Linked DNA regions of Mus musculus: region 1 is linked to region 2. A link is a loop called in an ENCODE intact Hi-C map of the cell type or tissue named here. Cell type or tissue: heart. All regions are shown on one strand. Links, peaks and the distances in the headings refer to the core of each region. The heading gives the core; the rest is flanking DNA. Region 1 holds the start of Atg2a (autophagy related 2A). Region 2 holds the start of Gpr137 (G protein-coupled receptor 137).

What was found. A loop is a pair of places that touch in the nucleus more often than their neighbours do. Peaks named below come from ENCODE experiments on the same cell type or tissue, not always from the same donor. Only the 100,000 strongest peaks of a DNase experiment are listed, where the experiment ranks them.
Region 1: a loop joins it to region 2, with 30 times the contacts of the local background. A loop is called at or near these places in 8 of 42 quality-filtered maps.

Annotation. Positions count from the first base shown.
Region 1 is chr19:6,240,595-6,250,207 of GRCm38, reverse strand. It overlaps Atg2a (autophagy related 2A), which reads right to left and starts at 8,540. Exons shown (of 40, transcript NM_194348.3): 1 at 8,242-8,540; 2 at 5,619-5,781; 3 at 5,369-5,521; 4 at 5,060-5,162; 5 at 4,515-4,749; 6 at 3,808-3,904; 7 at 3,559-3,720; 8 at 3,316-3,456; 9 at 2,332-2,569; 10 at 2,098-2,245; 11 at 1,919-2,011; 12 at 281-436; 13 at 1-184. The coding sequence starts at 8,412. In heart, for the core only: CTCF peaks have their summits at 4,245 and 8,487; DNase peaks (open chromatin) are centred at 2,287, 2,517 and 7,707; H3K4me3 peaks cover 1,440 bases; H3K27ac peaks cover 1,773 bases.
Region 2 is chr19:6,939,669-6,949,281 of GRCm38, reverse strand. It overlaps Gpr137 (G protein-coupled receptor 137), which reads left to right and starts at 8,089. Exons shown (of 7, transcript NM_207220.3): 1 at 8,089-8,799; 2 at 8,881-8,930; 3 at 9,528-9,613. The coding sequence starts at 8,443. Bad (BCL2-associated agonist of cell death) reads right to left here and starts at 6,720. Exons shown (of 4, transcript NM_001285453.1): 1 at 6,658-6,720; 2 at 6,236-6,415. The coding sequence starts at 6,407. It also overlaps the pseudogene Gm19053. In heart, for the core only: a CTCF peak has its summit at 7,395; DNase peaks (open chromatin) are centred at 6,791, 7,431, 7,721 and 8,471; H3K4me3 peaks cover 2,591 bases; H3K27ac peaks cover 2,555 bases.

The sequences.
Region 1 (9,613 bases), core at 493-8,492, 700 kb after region 2:
TGAGCTCTGAGCGGAACTGGGGCTCACTCAGCTCCAGTCGCAGCTGCTCAGCCCGCACAGCCTGGCCAGCCCAGGGGTCCCGGTCAGGCCGTAGGTCTGGGATGGGGAAGCGTAGCCTCAGGGTGGCCCGGGGTGCTGAGAGACGAAACACTGTCTGCAGCTCAGTGGCCTGTGGGGGCTCTGTCTGTGGAAGGGCGGGGGGGTCAGAGCTGCCACAGGGGACTGACAGAGCTTAAGTGCCCACTTCCCACCCCAGCACAGAATCAGCAGGGCATCTCACTAGTAGGCCAGCAGGTGGCTCAGAGGGTGTGGTGACTTGACGGAACAAGGCAGCAAGGCGGTCCAGGGACCCCAGCTCCACATCAGATTGGAAGTCGGCCAGGTCCAGGGACAGTTCTGAGTGACAATGGCAGGCAGTGGAGCGCCGGGACCGGCTCTAGTTAGGGGTAATGTGAATAGGTCAGCAAGGGTGAGCAAGGACAGGGGAGGAAGCAGCTTCCATAACCAAAGTTCCTAGGCCTCCTTCCCAGCGGTGGGAAGGAGCTGGGTCAGGAGCCACATCGGGGTCAGAAGGGGTTGTAAACCCTGCAGTGACAGGGACCACAGCGCCACTGCACAGCTCCTTTATTACTTCTTCTTCTTTTGTTTTTAAGATTTATTTGTGTATTTATTTATTTATTAATTATATGTAAGTACACTGTAGCTGTCTTCAGACACTCCAGAAGAGGGTGTCAGATCTCATTACGGATGGTTGTGAGCCACCATGTGGTTGCTGGGATTTGAACTCAGGACCTTTGGAAGAGCAGTCGGATGCTCTTACCCACTGAGCCATCTCTCCAGCCCCCCCTTATTACTTCTTATTTTGATACAGGAATTCGTTAGATTGATTGACTTAGGTTGCCTGGCCTTGACTTGTCTTCTTGCCTCAGCTTCTCAAACGCTGAGCCCACAGGGCTACAAGGCCTGTGCTACCACACTCACATGCTACCACACTCACATGCTACCACACTCACATGCTACCACACTCACATGCTACCACACACTCACATGCTCACACACACTCACATGCTCACACACACTCACATGCTGACACACACTCACATGCTACCACACTCACATGCTACCACACTCACATGCTCACACACACTCACATGCTGACACATACTCACATGCTGACACTCACTCACATGCTCACACACACTCACATGCTGACACTCACTCACATGCTGACACACACTCACATGCTACCACACTCACATGCTCACACACACTCACATGCTGACACACACTCACATGCTGACACACACTCACATGCTGACACACACTCACATGCTGACACACACTCACATGCTCACACACACTCACATGCTGACACACTCACATGCTGACACACACTCACATGCTACCACACTCACATGCTCACACACACTCACATGCTGACACACACTCACATGCTCACACACACTCACATGCTGACACACACTCACATGCTGACACACACTCACATGCTCACACACACTCACATGCTCACACACACTCACATGCTCACACACTCACATGCTGACACACACTCACATGCTGACACACACTCACATGCTCACACACACTCACATGCTGACACACACTCACATGCTGACACACACTCACATGCTACCACACTCACATGCTCACACACACTCACATGCTGACACACACTCACATGCTGACACACACTCACATGCTCACACACACTCACATGCTCACACACACTCACATGCTCACACACACTCACATTTTTGTCGTATGCTGGTGCTCAACACGGGCAGGGAAAGGGATAGCAGGCTACAATCATAGCAAGGTCAGAACGGGGACAGGCCTGCCAGAGCCCCTGGAGGGAGGGAGACACAGCCTGGCCATGGCAGCCAGCGCTCTGGCTTACCTTGAGCACCCGGCGAATGGTCTGTGTGTGGCGCAGATGGGCGCAGGGTCGGGCTGAGGCTTCGGAGCCAGAGTGACTGGGGAAGCTCAGGATCTGCAAGGGAAACCCACGGCAAACAAGGTCAGGCTGGCCCGACACCCACCGGAAGGAACCCAGGCCTGCCCTTCCTCTGTCCTCACCTCCGTGTACTCTGGCTCTGTGGCAGCCCTGGGCCATAGGCACTCCAGCACCTCCAGCTGTCCAAAGTGCACTTCGGTGCTGCTTGTCCTCCGGCTGTGGCTGCCCGTGCGCAGCTCCCAGGACAGCTGCACGGCTGTGCCAGTTAACCTGAGGGCAAGGACACAAGTTTCAGCGGGTGGGTCGTGGGCTTTGGGTATTCCCCGTAAGTCCCTGGCTCGGGCTGTAGTGCATACCGGACGTGGCTACAAGGGCAGGCCCTCTGGAAGCGTGGCCTGAGATGGGAGAAGTCCCGGGAGCCGAATGGCCCATCTTTGGCAGCATCGAACTCAGCAAAAAAGTGGGTGGGGAGGTCAGATGGTCCTGAAGACGGGGAAGCAGTCTGCAGCAAGGTCAAGCTCACACCGCCCAAGGTCATCTTCACCAGTGAGTCAGGGCGTGTGGTGTCCAGAAGGGGAGTTGGGGCCATCTTGCCTGAGGGAACAGAGGCTTCAATAGGGCATCCTTGGTGTCTTAGTGCAGTCACAGCTGGCCACTGAGCAGGGGTTGAAGGCACCCTGGCTAGGCTGGGCAGTGGTGGCAAACGCCTTTAATCCCAACACTTGGGAGGCAGAGGCAGGTGGATGTCTGAGTTCCAGGACAGCCTGGTCTACAGAATGAATTCCAGGACAGCAAGGGCTACATAGAGAAACCCTGTCTCAAAAAAAAACAATAGTTTTTTTTTGTTTGTTTTTTGGGTTTTTTTGAGAAGAAATAATACAGTCTGGCTAAGCTGGACTGTGGGATGCTAAATCTGTCGTATCACATGGGTCGTGAAGGCAAGTTCATCAGGGTGACACCAAATTCTTCTTGCATGCTAGACCCTGGGACAAGGCTCAGTTTAATCCTGAAGGTGCTAGAAGGGTCAGTTGATATGACAAAGCACTCATACCAGCCTCTGACCTACACACTGCCTGTTCACTAAAACGTACAGCCTGGTCTTACCATGCGTGTTCTGTAGAAAGGGGATCCGAGTCCCGAAAGCACTCACTAAGAAACCTAGACTGTGTATTATTTCGCCTCCCCAGCTTCCACTGGCAAGTTAGGACACTGAGGAACCCCACTGTCGGTGGGTCTACAGGCATGGCTGGAGCCTCCTGCTTCTATCCACCCACTGTCCTGAGGCTCCTTCCGCCACACCTCGCTCCTGAAGTAAACATCTCTGAGAGTCACTGACTTACCACCCGAGTGGGGTGGGGTTGAGGGTCGGTGGAAGGCCATGTTGCTGTGAACAGAGGAGCCCAGGTCTACGCTGTACACGGAGAGCTCAGAGACAGCCGATGTCACACTGCTTGTGAGGCCGGCCATGGAGAAGAAGAGGTCTGGGGGGTGAGGTGAGGGGCAGTCAGAAACAGACAGGTTTGGCCCCTCAGCTTTTCCACTGACACAAATGCCCCTTCAATTGGAAAGGGCCTGGCACCCACCCGTGCTGTCCAAATTGAGGGGGTTGGTGATGGGGTACAGGCTGAGGGACTCAGCCACAGCACCCGCCTGCAGCTGCTGGTTCAGATCTTGCTCAATGAGCCACAAGTCCTCAGCACCCAGTGGACGGCTCTTGTTCAGCTTGTCGGCCAGGCCTGCAGGGTCTGTGGGGAAGACATTTCAGCACAGCCTGCCTGGCTGTCCCGAGACCGCCCGTCTGCTCCCCTGCGCCCAGCACCCAGCAGCCTCACCTGCAAGGTTGACGGCACTGAGCAGCCTCTGGAGCTGCTGGAGCTGACGCGGGGTCAAAAGCAGGTGCAGGGATCCCAGTTGTCCTGATACCTCCAACTGGGGACCAAGTGGACAGCCATGGAGCCTTTATATGCCACCCAGCCCAAATGGCAGCCTACCTGCCCGTACTCTGGGGACACTGGTTGTACTGCTAAACTTGCTACCAAGCAGTTGAATGGTCTTGGCCAACTTGATTTTTCAGAGTCTGTTTTTCCAGTTGCCAAAAAGATAGTAATCTCTACTGTAAGAACTGGAATTACTCTGGAGTTGAACTTAAGGCAACCTTCCACTAGGCTCCCAAATGCTGGGATTATAGGATGATCTGCCATACTGGCTCTCCCCACTGGGGCCTGGTGTCAATCAACACTTCTGGGAACAGATCCAACATGGGTCAAACACTCGCTTGCTTTCCTTTCTTCCTTCCTTTCTTTCTTTTTTAAAGATTTACTTATCTTATTGTTTTATTTCTTAGATTTATTTATTTAGTACACTGTAGCTGTCTTCAGACACACCAGAAGAGGGCATCAGATTCCATTATACAGGGTTGTAAGCCACCATGTGGTTGCTGGGAATTGAACTCAGGACCTCTGAAAGAACAGCCAGTGCTCTGAACCCCTGAGCTGTCTTTCCAGCCCTACGGATCAAGTTCCCCATGGCTGGGACTCACCTTGGGGCCTGGAAAGGCCTCGTTCTGCTTCAGCCTCACCATGAGCTCCACGTACCCCGTGCAGCTGCCGATTTGCAGAGGTGGCTGTGGTGGGTCTGCCTGGGAGGGCAGCTCCTCAAAGTATAGGCAGACCCCACTCAGCTGCAGCAGCTTGTGCAGGAAGGCAGGCGGCTGGTGCACGTCCACAGGTGGGGCCTGGCTGGGGTCCCGCACTGCTTCGTCACAGTACTCCAGTCTGCAGAGTGAAGGGCCCGGCCTTGTCCAGACAACCCCAGGCTAGAAGCCCCCTCTTTAGAGCTGTCCCAGCAACATGGAACTGAGGAACCTGGCTTCCGTCTTGGAGGCTCAACCAGCCTTTGGTTCTGAGTCTCAAAGTTTTTAAGATCTAAGTGATTTTATGTCTATACACAGTTCAGGCTCCCAACATAGCCCACTTCCCAAATCTCACCAATGCCCAACCCAAGTCAAGCCTGTCCCTTCCCAGGAGCCTGGCTAGGAGAGGGGGAAGAGGCAGTTGTCTCCTGCCATTCCCCTGTACTCCTTACCTCTGCACTCGGACCTCCACAGCCACACTTCGATCCTCATCACCCAGTGAATGCTCCACCCTCACAACAGTGTTCAGGAAGGTCACCTTGATCCTCCGGAGCACTGTGGAAGGAAGGAAGGAAGGAAGGAAGGAAGGAAGGCAGGCAGGCAGGGAGGGAGGGAGGGTGTCTAGAGTTAGGTGGGGCATTGGGAAGCAAGGCAAGTTCCTGCCAGCCTGGGTAGGAAGGTGGCCACCGTATTACTATCTGAGGTCCCTGTCCTGTAGACTGGAGGGCCCAAGAACAGCCTAGCAGTAGGGACCTGCTCACCAGTCTCAATGGTCTGTGCAAACATTTCCAGCCCCTCCAGGGGCTGTGGTGGTTCTGAGGGTTCTGGCAACCCTTCCCGAAGGCACTCTTGAGCCAGCTGCAAGCTTGTGGTCATGCATGAGGCCCAACTCTGAGAGTCCGCAGCCCCTGGTCCTGTGGAAAAGAACAAGGGAGTCAGGATAAAAGGGCCCCGACTCTCCTGGGCCCATCCCCAGCAACTGCCTCCCCTGTGGTCTTACCCTGCTCTCACCTGAACCCTGGCGGGGCTGCAGGGTAAGCTGAAGGCCTGACACACACACAGTGCAGTGGTCAGTGAGAAGTGCAGCCCAGGGGACAGCCACCTCGATGGAGCTCACAAAGCCTTCCACCAGTTCCAGTGGTGACTCCATTGACCTCAAAAACTCGTTCACAGACTGGGTAAGAGGCAAGGGAAATAAAAATCAGCTCACCAAGACTCTGAATATGGCTACCTGCCACAGTCTCACACAGCCACTGTCTTGGAGAGCACTCTTGGCATGGTCATCCTTCTTTCTGCTACTTACAAGGCCTTCCCTTAGGCCCTGACCTGTTTCTGTCTCACTAGACAGTGCTCAGCCCTTTGGGCCAGCTAAGAAGTTTCCTTCTTATGTTTGCTTCAAAACTCTATTTACTGCGGGGTGTGGTAGCCTGCATGCCTTTAGCCCCAGTGCTCAGGAAGCATAGGCAGGTGGACTGTCTGGAGATCTAGGCCAGCCTGGTATACAGTTGGTTAAGTGCTTGCCCAACATGCAGTAAGCCCTGGGTTCCATCTCCAGCAGAGTACAACTGGATGTGGTGAGGCTCACCGTGGTCCTGACACTAGGGAAGCAAAGGCCAGAAGATCAGGAGGTCAAAGCTGTATATGCTGAGCTAGAGGCCAACCTGGGCTACATGGTATACGAGATTCTGAGCACCTTCTATGTGGCAACCAGAGGCTGCAGGGATAGATAATGAGTGCCTTCGTCTCCCAGCCTGGCTAGGTTGTAGCCAGGGTCTCAGAATGCCAGGCTCTGACTCGGAGTCACTGAGCACTAGGCAAGGGTGAGCAGAACCTGCATATAACCCAGCAGCACCCCAAAGGTGAGCCAGAGTGAGGAGGAAGCAGCCAGGTGGAGGAAGTAGGATGCTGGCCCACCCCAGGCATGAGAAGAAGCAGAGAGACCTAGTCAAGAGCAGCAAGTAACACATCTTCATCCTAGACAGGCAGAGTTCAAGGTTAGGTCCAGGAGAGGGATTGATCCAAGGCCAAATGACCCCAGTCCTAGACCCACAGTAGAGCTATACAATCAAGACATAGGAAGGGGATGCTGTGCTGGGTTTGTATCCCTGTCGGCCTGGGAACGCCTGAGGCCATGAGTCACTAGTCTTCTCCCTAAGAACCCAGGTGCTCTGGGTAGTACTCGGTAAACACCCGCTGAGCCCACGGATAAACAAACAAGGCCAGAGCCAGAGGCAAGCAGAGGTTGAGTCAACCTTCCTCTTCTATTGATGGGGACACTGAGGCCTAGGCATTTGTCTTAGTCACTCCAGGTACCAGGAAAGCTGAGGCTGGGAAGGGCTCAACTTGGTCCTTGGACCATGTAGTTGCTTGGAATGCCTTCAAGGTAGGGTTGTAGGGTGAAGAGCAGAGAGGGGTGGGCTTAAGTGAGGTGCCTGGGCTGTCTGGGAGAGGCTAGAAAACAGCCAGGGCCCTGGACAGCCCCCCCTCCCAAAAAAAAAAGAAACAAGAGAGTGGACTGAGAAGGCATTCTGGCTGAAAGCAAAAAAAAAAAAAAAGGGAACACCCAGATGTTGGATATTTTTCTGAGCGGTTTAAGAGGCGAAGGTCAGACACCTCTTATACCAGGCCATTAGAAGATGCCACCATCTCTTCAACCCATATTTGTTCCCAAAGGCATGGCTCACCTCTAGCTCTTTCTAAGTGAAGCTGCAGACCCATAGGCCAGCTAGAAAAGAGAAAGAGGCCAGCCCTGCCACATGCCCATTCTACTGCTCTTGGAGCTAGGATGACCCCATACCAGCCCTTAGCTGGAGCCTCTAATTGGTGGCTCCTTGGCTACTCCCAGCCATCAGCTGTGAGTCAATGCCCCTCACCTGCCACCCCCAGCCTCCTGCTCAACTCCATACCCTAGGCCTCAGACCTCCTGAGCATCAGGCCCAGCTTCTCCTCCCATCCCCCACCCCAGCTAGCCTGAAGCTAAACCTCTACACCTCTCCTGGAGGGCTGCCCTCCAGGTAGAGATGCCAGAGACCAAGTCCTTCCCTAAACCCAAGCTAGGCCCCTCCCACTCTCCCAAAAGCAGGAAGTAGAGAGCAGCAACAGTCACACGAGGTGTGGATCAACACAGAAGGCAGTGACGCTGTTGTTGACATCCACATCCGGGGGCGATCTCCACCCCTTATGCCCAGGATCATGGGGTGAGGAGGTCAGGACACATCTTTCTACAGGTGCCCCTGGCAGGGCTCTTAACACCCCCAAAGCCTCCCTGACTACCCTAGTTCCAGCTCTTGTTACTGCCTGGCTCCCCACAACATCTCTCTGCTCCCCTAGCTCCCGGGAATCCCCTTCCCCAAGCAGCTCTCCCAAACTCCGTATGATGATGGTGACATTTTTTTTTTTAAAGTAACACCTCACTTCCTAGTCTGTCTCTCCTAGAGAGGTGAAGACAGAGACTTCTCTCCTAGCTTCTGGTTAAGTGGTGACGGGCCAGCCAGGGGGCCTGGCGGAGGCGGTCGAGACCCACTGGCCTCTCCAAACACGGTGCCTGTCCTCCAGCCCAAACCTTCCGCGAGGACCCTTCGCTGGCCCGTGCTCCCTCTCTCCACACCATCCCACCTCTGCCCTGCCTCCTCACCCAGGTTTCCAGGTGAATATCCCGCAGGGCAACGCTGCCCTTGTACAGATCCAGGCTGAGCTGGTCCAGGCTGAGGTGCTCCTGAAAGAAGTGACCCAAGTAGTGCTGTAGCAAGTAGCGGCAGACACGCTCTTTCACACAGTTCGACCATGGCCACAGCCATCGTGACATCTCGGGGACCGCCGGGCCCGAGCCGCTTCCGCTGGCCGACAGCCGGCGATCTCGGTCCGGCTGTGCTGTTCACTAGAGCCCCCGGTTCGCCCCGCCGCTTCTCTCAGCGCCAGGCCGCGCCCCCGGACGCCCAACCACGCCCCCACGCTCGCTGCCATTGGTCATTGCGAAGGGCGAGGCCCACTGATTGGCCGCGGGAGGCGGAGCCTTGAAGAGCGAAAAAGGGACTGGGCTCTTTGCGAGATGAAATGCTCCCAATCGTAGTTTACGCTTGCGCGTAAATTCTGAGTGGGAGGACCTTTAACCTCCTTGCTTCAAGCTGCGGAAAGGCTGCAACCGTAGGGCGACAGTCCGGGCCAGGAAGAGTGCGCATGTGCCGATTTGTCCAACTTTTTTTTTTTTTTTTTAGGTGATTGGGAAGAATTTAAAGGAACAGTGACTCACCCAATTTGTAGACAAGCTTATCAGAGGAGTAAAGTCAGTGCGAATTTTGCAGTCTATCTTTTGGCAACAAATGCACATTTGCACTTTTATAAAACTTTTTTTTTTTTTTTTTTGGAGACAAGCTTTTCTGTATTTGGCGGTTCTGAAACTCACACTGTAGTCCAGGCTGGCCTTGAACTCATAGGATCCTCCTGCCTCTGCCTCTCTATGATGGAATTTAAGGCGTGCATACATCATCACGCCCAGCCCTATGAAACTTGCTTTAGTCCTTTATCTTTTTTCATTTGCTTATTTGTTATTTTATCTATTTACATTTCTGTTTGTATGTTTTTCGAGACAGGGTTTCTCTGTGTATCCCTGGCTGTCCTAGAACTCACTCTGTAGACCAGGCTGGCCTCTAAAGCCTGCCTCTGCCTCCCAAGTGCTGGCGTTAAAGGCGTGCACCACCACTGCCAGGCATCTATTTACATTTCAAATGTTATTCCTCCCAGTTTGCCTCCACAAAACCCCTCTCCCCACTCCTCCTAGCCGCTTATCTTATCCATTATTGTTAACAACTCCCTAAAAAGGCACTATTTGTTTCCACTTTTTTTTTTCTTTCTTCTTCCTTGTTCTTTCCTTTTTTTGTTTTTTGTTTTTTCCGAGACAAAGTTTCTCTGTGTAGCCTGGCTGTCCTGGAACGCTCTGTAGACCAGGCTATCCTTGAAATCAGAGATGCATCTGCCTGTGCTTCTAAAATCTGGGATTGAAGGCACAC
Region 2 (9,613 bases), core at 573-8,572:
TCCATTGGTTTCTTGGCTCCTGTGTGGCAGATGTGGAGTTCTCCCATCTTACATAGAAGTCTGACACCGAAAGGAACATGCCTGCCTTGTGCTGGTGCAGCCCATCAGCACCGAGTAATGAACCTGAGCCCTGGAATCAAGGCGTTTGTGTGCTGAACTGGTGGTGGCAAGGCGAATGTCTTCCAGGTGGCCTTGGTTTGAGCTCAGCCTCCCCTCCTTCATGAAGAAGCAAAACAAGGGCTGGTGAGATTGCTCAGCCAGTGGAGGAGCACTCAGTACAGCCAGATGAGCTGAGTGGGGCCGTGGAATCCATGGAAAGGGAAAAAGAGCCCCCACTAGCACCCGGACACGTGGCACCCGCACCCCTTCCTGAACAAATCTGCTTTCAGAAGCTACGTTAAAATCCTTGTTTAGCACCAGGCATTGTAGCACTCAGCTTTAATCCAAGCACTCTGGAGGCAGAGGTCTTTGGATCTCTTGAGTTCAAGGCCAGCCTGGTCCAAAGTGAGTTCCAGGATGGCCAGAGTTACATAGAGACAATCTCAAAACACAAAAGAAATAAAAATCCTTGCTTAACATGCTCAAGGTTCCATCCCAGCACCTTACAAACCAACCAGTCAGTCAGAATGCTGACCAGGCCAGGCTGGACGATCCCTTTGGATCTGTTCATTTAGTTCTTAACTCCTATGGAGGCAGCTCCTCTTTTTACAGGAAGTGAAACGAGGGCAAACAGTGACAAAGACTGGTACACACCAGTCTGACTCTGGGGTCTGTGTTTTGTTCATGTCCCAGCCCCCTTCAGCAGTACCACAAACCACCTTGGTGGCCCAACTAGGAGGAGTCATGTTCTCCCGCCCTGACTAATGTCAGCCATGCCAAGAGCCATGCTGTGCCATGGAGAACTGTTGATTACTAAAGGCACTCAGCAATGCCAAGCACCTCAGCGGCAGAATGCCATCCGTCTGTGTCAGAGCATTTGTGCTGGCTGATGAGAAAGGGGCTCAGGTGGCAGAAATGCTGACCTTAAACTTCTGGTCCTCCTGCTCCTTCCCCCACAGCAGCTCATGTGGTGCTGAGGCTAGAAGCTGAGGCTAGAAGCTGAGGCTGCACGCACACTTAGGCAGATATTCCACAGTCTGAGCTGCATCTCCAGCCCCTTAATGGAATTTTAAAAATTATGGGAAAGAACCTGGAGATTCTGTGAACTACTAGGACAAAGAGGGTGGGTAAGGTGAGGCCTAGGCCTGCCTCATCCCCCCCCCCCCCCAGGTGGGGGAAGCAGCGAGAAACCGGTTGATAGGCACCTTTAGCTCCTTACCCACAGGGCTTCTGGGTAAGTGGGTGTGGCTGAACCAGCAAGTCCACAGTGCAAGAAGAATCCTAGCATACTCCTCTAAAATCGGTGGGAGTGCCTAGGGGATGAGAGCATGGAAAGGTGCCTGCCACCAAGCCCTCAATTCCTAAGACTAAAGAGAGAAGAGGAGAGAACCAAATTAACTCCTAAAAAGTATCCTCGGAGCTGGTGAGATGGCTCAGTGGGTAAGAGCACCCGACTGCTCTTCCGAAGGTTTGAAGTTCAAATCCCAGCAACCACATGGTGGCTCACAACCATCTGTAATGAGATCTGATGACCTCTTCTGGTGCGTCTGAAGACAGCTACAGTGTACTTATATATAATTAATAAGTAAATAAATAAATAAATAAAAGTATCCTCTGATCTCCATACATGTCTTTATACACACAAAATAACTCGTTAAAAACAAACAAACAAACAAACAAACCCAAAAAACTGTGGTGACCAGGGAGGAGAGTAATAAAAACAAAACCATTGTTTCCCAGACGCTTCCAAGCACAGTGAGGCTCTGCCCGCAGGCAGGGCAGACCACTCTGTCTGCCTCGTCTCCACAATGGCCTGCCCAGACCTGTGCAGTAGCCTTGAGGAAAGGCATTTTAGAGTCTAGCCTGGGGCCTTACCTGGCCCTGCTCGGGCCAAACATTCTGTCAGAGCCTCTATAACAACAGCGCAGCTTGCTGGTACCTGGATTCAGAGACAAAATGTCCCAGAAAACACCTTTGTGCCCACCACTGCTTCACTCAGTAACACTGAAATGTGATTTTCACACAGTTCTTACCTGTTATAATAAAATACTTTGTTCCCTGGATTTTGTCCCTTTGCCACTTCAATAGATAAAACTGTTCCCAGCTAGGCGTGGTAGCTCATGCCCTTAGTCCAAAGCCCCTGGGGGTAAGAGGCGTGAGTTCAAGGCTAGCAGAGCTAGTTCCTGAAAAGCCTGAGCTACACAGAGAAACTCTGTCTCAAAATAAAGCAGAACTATTTCCTGAAGTTGGTATAAACTGGTAGTCCCAGCTACTTGCTAGTTGGGTGTCTGAGGCCAGATGGTTGCTTAAGCCCAGGAGCTTGCGGTCACCCTGGGCAGCAGCACAGTGAGACTCGGTCTCACCAAATGTGACAAAGACTGGAGATGTGGTTCAGTGAGAGAGTCCTCGCCTAGTAAGCTGAGGCCCTGGACCTGGATCTTAAAACCTCAAAACACAACAAAAATATTCCTAGCTCAGGAGCTGTACAAAAGCACAGGGATTATTTGGTCCATGTCTAAATCCCTGTTCTAAAATCCAACTATGCCACCTTCAGTGGCTCCCCATTGTTTATCTGTATACCTTCGAGTCACCTCTGTCCTGAGTCTAACCTATACCTTATGTTTGCCAGGCAAGAGCAATGGATGTTTAAGGCACTGCATAAATTGTACTTACTACTGAAGGAACCCTAGGTCTGCAGAGAATGAGCCAACTCAACAGCAACAATGATACCCACAACTAGGGTGGTGGTCGGGCCTAGGGCCTCCATCAGGTCTCCTCTGTGCCAGGCAGTTTCTAAGCAGTTACCGGAGCCCTGAGAAGTAGGACCAGCTCTATTCCCATTTCACAGTTTAGGAATGAAGGCAGAAGCAGTTGGCCTCTCAGTCTGCACTTAGAAGGCCTCCTCGGCTACAGCAATCTAGCCCAGAGGCCAGCACCGGCTGCTTCTCCCATCTTATGGCCTCCCCACTCTCTTCCTACTGTGCAGTCCCTGTGTGCTGCAGTTCCTGCCCTATGGATGCCCACAGCCCAGTGGACCTTGGTGCAGATAGTCAGGAGAGGTAGGACTAGGGTGAGCTGACTGTGCACACAGAGATGGCACACAGAGAAGGTCCATAGCTCTGGCAGGTCTGACACTTGCAGATCTCACTTGTGTTGCTTTTGCTTTGCTGAGACAGGGTCTAAGTAGCCTAAGCCATCCCCAAACTCATCTGTGCTTGGTGCTAAGTTTATCGGCATATACTACCATACCCAGTTCTGCATTTGAGACCACTGAAAAGTAAATCAAATGTTTATGAATTCCATCACCACCTGCCACACACACACACACACCCCACACACTGGCCCAGGGAGTGTCTGTCTCTGCCTAGCATGGGATGGGAGGGAAGCAAAGAGGACACACGTTCAGCTACCTTCCCTCCCCATGGCTGTTTGCCCTGGTCGTCTTCATTCACAGCAGCTCTCCTTCATGGAGCTGGGGTACACCTCTGCTCCTCCCAGCAGCAGGCCCTGCTTCTACTGCGCTCCCTAAAGCTGTTTGCAAAGCTGTCAGTGTCCCTCCCCCACTTCAAACCTCAGGCTTGCCCTTCCTCCTATGAGTGTCCCCACCTTTCCTTCCAGTCTCTCATCCCAGACCCTGTCACTTTGTCCTAGCATGATGCCAGCCAATTGTCACCTCCTTCCTGTTGAAGCACCGAGTAGATGTAATACTCAAGGCAGCTCCTCTTTTGGGGGCTAGACCAGCACACCCCTCAACCACAAGACAGAAGCCAGGTTCCTCAGTTCCATGTTGCTGGGACAGCTCTAAAGAGGGGGCTTCTAGCCTGGGGTTGTCTGGACAAGGCCGGGCCCTTCACTCTGCAGACTGGAGTACTGTGACGAAGCAGTGCGGGACCCCAGCCAGGCCCCACCTGTGGACGTGCACCAGCCGCCTGCCTTCCTCCACAAGCTGCTGCAGCTAAGTGGGGTCTGCCTATACTTTGAGGAGCTGCCCTCCCAGGCAGACCCACCACAGCCACCTCTGCAGATCGCAGCTGCACGTGGAGCTCATGGTGAGGCTGAAGCAGAACAAGGCCTTCCCAGGCCCCAAGGTGAGTCCCAGCCATGGGGAACTTGATCCGTGGGGCTGGAAAGACAGCTCAGGGGTTCAGAGCACTGGCTGTTCTTTCAGAGGTCCTGAGTTCAATTCCCAGCAACCACATGGTGGCTCACAACCCTGTATAATGGAATCTGATGCCCTCTTCTGGTGTGTCTGAAGACAGCCACAATGTTCTCACATTAAGTAAACAAGTTAATTAATTAACTAATTAATTAACTTTTTTAAAAAAGGAAAGAAAAAGAAATCTGGAGATATGCCCAGCAGTGGTGGTGTACATCTTTAATCCCAGCACTTGAGAGGCAGAGGCGGATCTCTTGAGTTTGAGGCCATCCTGGTTGAGCACAGTAATCCAGGACAGCTAAGGCTATACAGAGAAACCCTGTCCTGAAAAACCAAAAATTAATAATAATAAAAACTAATAAAAAAGGAATAAGAAAGCTGAAGGTTAAAAGAAGGGATGGGGGGAGGGGACTGGAAAAATGGCTCAGTGGTTCAGAGCATTTATTGCTCTTGCACAGGATGTGAGTTCAGTTCCCAGCAACCACCTGTAACTCCAGCTTTTTTTTTTTTTTTTAAAGATTTATTTATATGTAAGTACACTTTAGCTGTCTTCAGACACTCCAGAAGAGGGAGTCAGATCTCGTTACGGATGGTTGTGAGCCATGTGGTTGCTGGGATTTGAACTCTGGACCTTCGGAAGAACAGTCGGGTGCTCTTACCCACTGAGCCATCTCACCAGCCCCCTGTAACCCCAGCTCTAGGGGATCCAACACCCTCTTCTGGACTCCAAGCCTGCACTTGCACATGTGCATTTTACACGGGCATACATATACAAATAATTTAAAAAAGGAAGTGGAGTGCCAGGCATGGTGACCTGTGATCCTAGTACTTGGTAGGTAGAGGCTGGAGGATCAGGAGTTCAAGGCTAGTCTCAGCTGTATAGAAGTTTGAGACAGTCCAGGGATACATGAGGGGGTAGGGATAAGTTAAGTTCTATGGAGCCAGTGACAAACCTGGTTGAGCTCAGATTTCTCTGGCTATACAGGGTCAGCAATGGGAAGTGGGGAGTATAACCAGTATCTCCAAGGCCTCTCCTTCCATCTTGGCACTCACTCACACTTTCCAGCTTCACACGGCTCTTGTTTGTCACTTAGGGTCACCTGCCTGTCCCATCTGGGCAAGAATAGTCGGGCTGAAGGCGAGCCATAGAGTAAGAAAGAACCTACTGAGCTGGGCGGCGGTGGTGCACGCCTTTGATCCCAGCACTTGGGAGGCAGAGACATGAGGATTTCTGAGTTCAAGGCCAGCCTGGTAGTAAATGCTCTGAACCACTGAGCCATTTTTCCAGTCCCCTCCCCCATCCCTTCTTTTAACCTTCAGCTTTCTTCTTCCTTTTTTATTAGTTTTTATTATTATTATTTATTTATTGGTTTTTCTGTAGGAGTGAGTTCCAAGATAGCCAGAGCTACACAGAGAAACCCTGTCTTGAAAAACCAAAAAATAATCATTTTAAAAAAAGAAAGAAAGAAAGAAAGAAAGAAAGAACGAACGAACGAACGGACCTACTGGCCACTTCTTGGGCTGGAGAGATGGCTCAGTGGTTAAGAGCACTGACTCCTCTTCCAGAGGTACTGAGTTCAATTCCCAGCAACCACATGGTGGCTCACAACCATCTGTAATGGGATCTGATGCCCTCTTCTGAAGACAGCTACAGTGTACTCACATACAATAAATAAATGAATAAATAAATAAATAAAGAGAAAAGTCACTTCTTTGGGGCTCTGCTTACCTCCCACTGATCTTGGGGACATAATAAGGGGGTCTGTTTTCAGCATTCAGTGAGTCAGCTTAATCATTAAGGGCATACCATACATCTCTGTGAATTAGCCCAGTGATGGTTTGTAGAAGAAGCAATCTGATGAAAGGAGCTATCTGGGGCTTCCCAAGAATCTTTAGGAAGTATGGCTGCAACAGCAACGTAAGGGGCACCTGAGAGTCAGGGGGCATGGGACAGGCAGATAATGGTAGTGAGGAACCTACCTCCATGATGACTGTTGGTGGCTGCCCGTCCCTGCTGATGAATGTTGCTCCCCAGGAGACCTGGGGCCAGGTAGGGACCTGGCTGGTCCTCAGTGAGGCTAGGGCCCAGGCCCCTATCTGTAGCACTAGCGTCTTCCTGCTCACTCGGCTCAAACTCTGGGATCTGGAACATACTCTGGGCTGTAGAGACAAGGTAAGAAGTACTCACTACACAGCTAGGCAAACAGTGTTTATGAGAAGCAGAGGAGAGGTACTCCTGTCTCCCTCTCCCACCACGGTAGCTCAACTCCCCAAATCTTCCCAATCCCTCATTTGTCTGCTCAGTCTGCCTGGCTGTCGCCCGAATATTAAATCTCTCTTCAGAGCTCTGTCCAGACACTAGTGCGCTCCCCCTGCCCGTTAGGACCGGGAATAGGTCTCACCCCAAGCCCGATCTCGAGGCCCCTGACCCGGGCCTGCCTCCTCCCTCCAGTTCTAAGGGCGCCCGGCCCTAGTTTCCTGGGCGACGAGAACTGTCACAGATCTGACCCAATCAGTTTTCGAAGTAAATCCCGGGTCGGCCTGGAGGCGGGGCCACCCCAAGCCAGGTCCCACCCCTGCGCCGACCTGCTGGTCTCCACCGCCTTCCTCCCGCGTCGCTCCCCAGGCTCCGGATTCCGGGATCGGACTTCCTCAAGCCTAGGGCGTGTGCAGGAGCCAGCGAGGGCTGCTTTGGGGTTCCCATTTGGATCCTGGAGGCCTGCTTCGGCTGATAAGTCCTCCAGCCCTTCTGGGCCCGAATTCCCTCCTGTAAAATGGGGTTAATGACACCTCCCTGGGGAGCTGGTGAAAACTCTGTAAACAGCTTAGTGATTACTTATAGAGCCGTTCACTGAAGCTCGGCCGTCGGATGCAATGGTCGTTGCGATGGTTATTGCTCCCCCTGGACCGAGTGACCGGGATGGGAAGACCAGCTCCTTCTTCCCGATCGTGGAGGCCTTGCACTGCCCGTCTTGGGGACAACCCCCCGCGCCATTTCGGGAGCTCCTTTACGGCAGGATGGCCGCCCGGGTGCGGAAGAAGGGACGGGGCGCCCAGGAAGGCGAGCCGTGGGGCTCCAGGGGCCTCTGCTGCCAGGATAGGTGTGCGTACGCTGCCCCGGGCCGGAGCGCGGGGCCTGCAGACAGAAGCTAGGGGGCGGGGTCCGGGTACCATCTTGGTTGTGGGCGGAAGTTTCCTTCAGTGACCCTGTGCGGGGAAGTCGTTGCCGCCCCCCATATGGGCACGCCGAACGCGATGTGGATTTGGGAATCTAAGCGTGGGAAATGGTAGTCCCCAAACATTAAGAGCTGGCGGTCCATGGCACTGGTAGCCCAGGTGCTTGCTGCGTGCGGCCTGCTCTACTCTCGGCCGCCCGCCGCCATCCGTAACCCGGGACACCCGCCGGCAGCGCACCTTGCGGCGATTCTCGAAGAGATGCACGCCGGGCGCGGCGCATGGCTTCGGAGTCCCTGCCGGTCGCTACGCAGTTTACGTAGCGAACGGACGTCCGCGCAGGCGCAGGAGTGGGGCGGAGCAGAGGGAGCCGGGGAGCTGGAGCCCGGTGTCCCGGCGACCGGATCCCGCTTACCCCGCAGCGGCCTGAGACCTGACATCGACTTCCTCTTATTCACCGGGGCTGAGGGTGGACGCGGTGGGGGAACACGTCTGGAATCTTGAGGACAGAGGAAGAAGCCTCCCAATCCGGATTATTGGAGGGGAAAGAGGAACCAAGCTTGGGGAGGGGGAGAGCGGGGCGTTGGGCGCCCCCGCAGCGGCCGCTGTCCTAAGCTGACGGGCATCGGCCGGCTCTCCCCCTCCTGCCAGCCGGACACGAGCAACCAAGGCCAGGGACTCTGTGCCACTGCATCCTCGCATCTTGGCTCTGGGGCTGGCCCAGGGAGGGACACCCCCAACCCCCATTTCATTTGCCCTGGGTAGGAAAGACCACTTTATACACTCCAGAGTGACGGGTCTAGGGCCCAGGGCCCAGGTTACCCGTGCCCACCCCCACCCCCACCCCCACGCCCGACTCTGCTGAGAAGGAAAGGCCTGACAACCTCAACTTCTTTTTTCCAGAGTTTCCAGGTCTCACCACCTATTGCAGGTCCCACCCCTCCGTATTTATTTCCCTGGCTTCTGGCCAGCCCTCTATCTCTGTCTCCGGGTTTCAGGCCTCCCTCCTTGACATGGAGAGTAACCTGTCTGGTCTGGTGCCTGCAGCTGGGCTGGTACCTGCACTGCCGCCTACAGTGACCCTGGGGCTGACCGCTGCCTACACTGCCCTATATGCTCTGCTCTTCTTCTCTGTCTATGCCCAGCTCTGGCTGGTGCTTCTGTATGGGCACAAGCGCCTCAGCTATCAGACAGTATTCCTGGCGCTCTGTCTGCTCTGGGCAGCCTTGCGTACCACACTTTTCTCCTTCTACTTCCGAGATACTCCCAGGGCCAACCGCCTGGGGCCCTTGCCTTTTTGGCTTCTCTATTGCTGCCCTGTCTGCCTGCAGTTCTTCACACTGACGCTTATGAACCTCTACTTTGTGCAGGTAACCACGGGAACCGGTGTGGTGGGAGTAGGAGGGCAATCTCAATGGTCCAAAGGAGTGATGGGGTATCTCTGCTCCCAGGTGGTGTTCAAGGCCAAGGCGAAGCGTCGGCCAGAGATGAGCCGAGGCTTGTAAGTACTGGAGATGTCAATGGGTCAGTGGCAGGGAGGAAGCCCACCCAGCAGGGTTGAGACAGGAGGAACCTCAGAAGTATTTGTGATAGAGCTTGAGAAACCTGAAGCGTCTGATACAGACATCTATGATAGTGTCAGGGGAGAGAGACCATCAATATCACCTGTGGTGGAGAAAGATGGAGGCTCCAACCCATGGAATGCATGAAGTCCTGCTGCACTTTTAGTGACCTTGGCTGCAACACCCCTGTCCTTACACAGTGCCTTCTAGTTTATAAAGATATTTCACATCTCACCTGAGGTGCTATTCCTATCGTCATTTGAGAGGATAACTGAGGCCCAGTTAGACAAAGCACCATGTTCAAGGTCACACAGCTGGAATGAGGCCCACTCAGGAACAGATGTTTGACCCGGTGCTCCTATGATGCTGTAGCTCTCAATCACCCCCTCAGTTTCCTCATCTGCAGAAAGAGATGAGCAGAGTTTAGGTGTGGCCATCTGAGTTCTAACTGACCCTGGGGTCTCCTGAGGAGTCAGGGTTGCTGGTGAGGGCCGAGGGGATCCGTGGTCTGGGGCTGACTTTGCTGTGGGCTGCAGGCTGGCTGTCCGAGGGGCCTTCGTGGGTGCTTCACTGCTCTTTTTGCTGGTGAATGTACTGTGTGCAGTGCTGTCTCGCCAGCGCC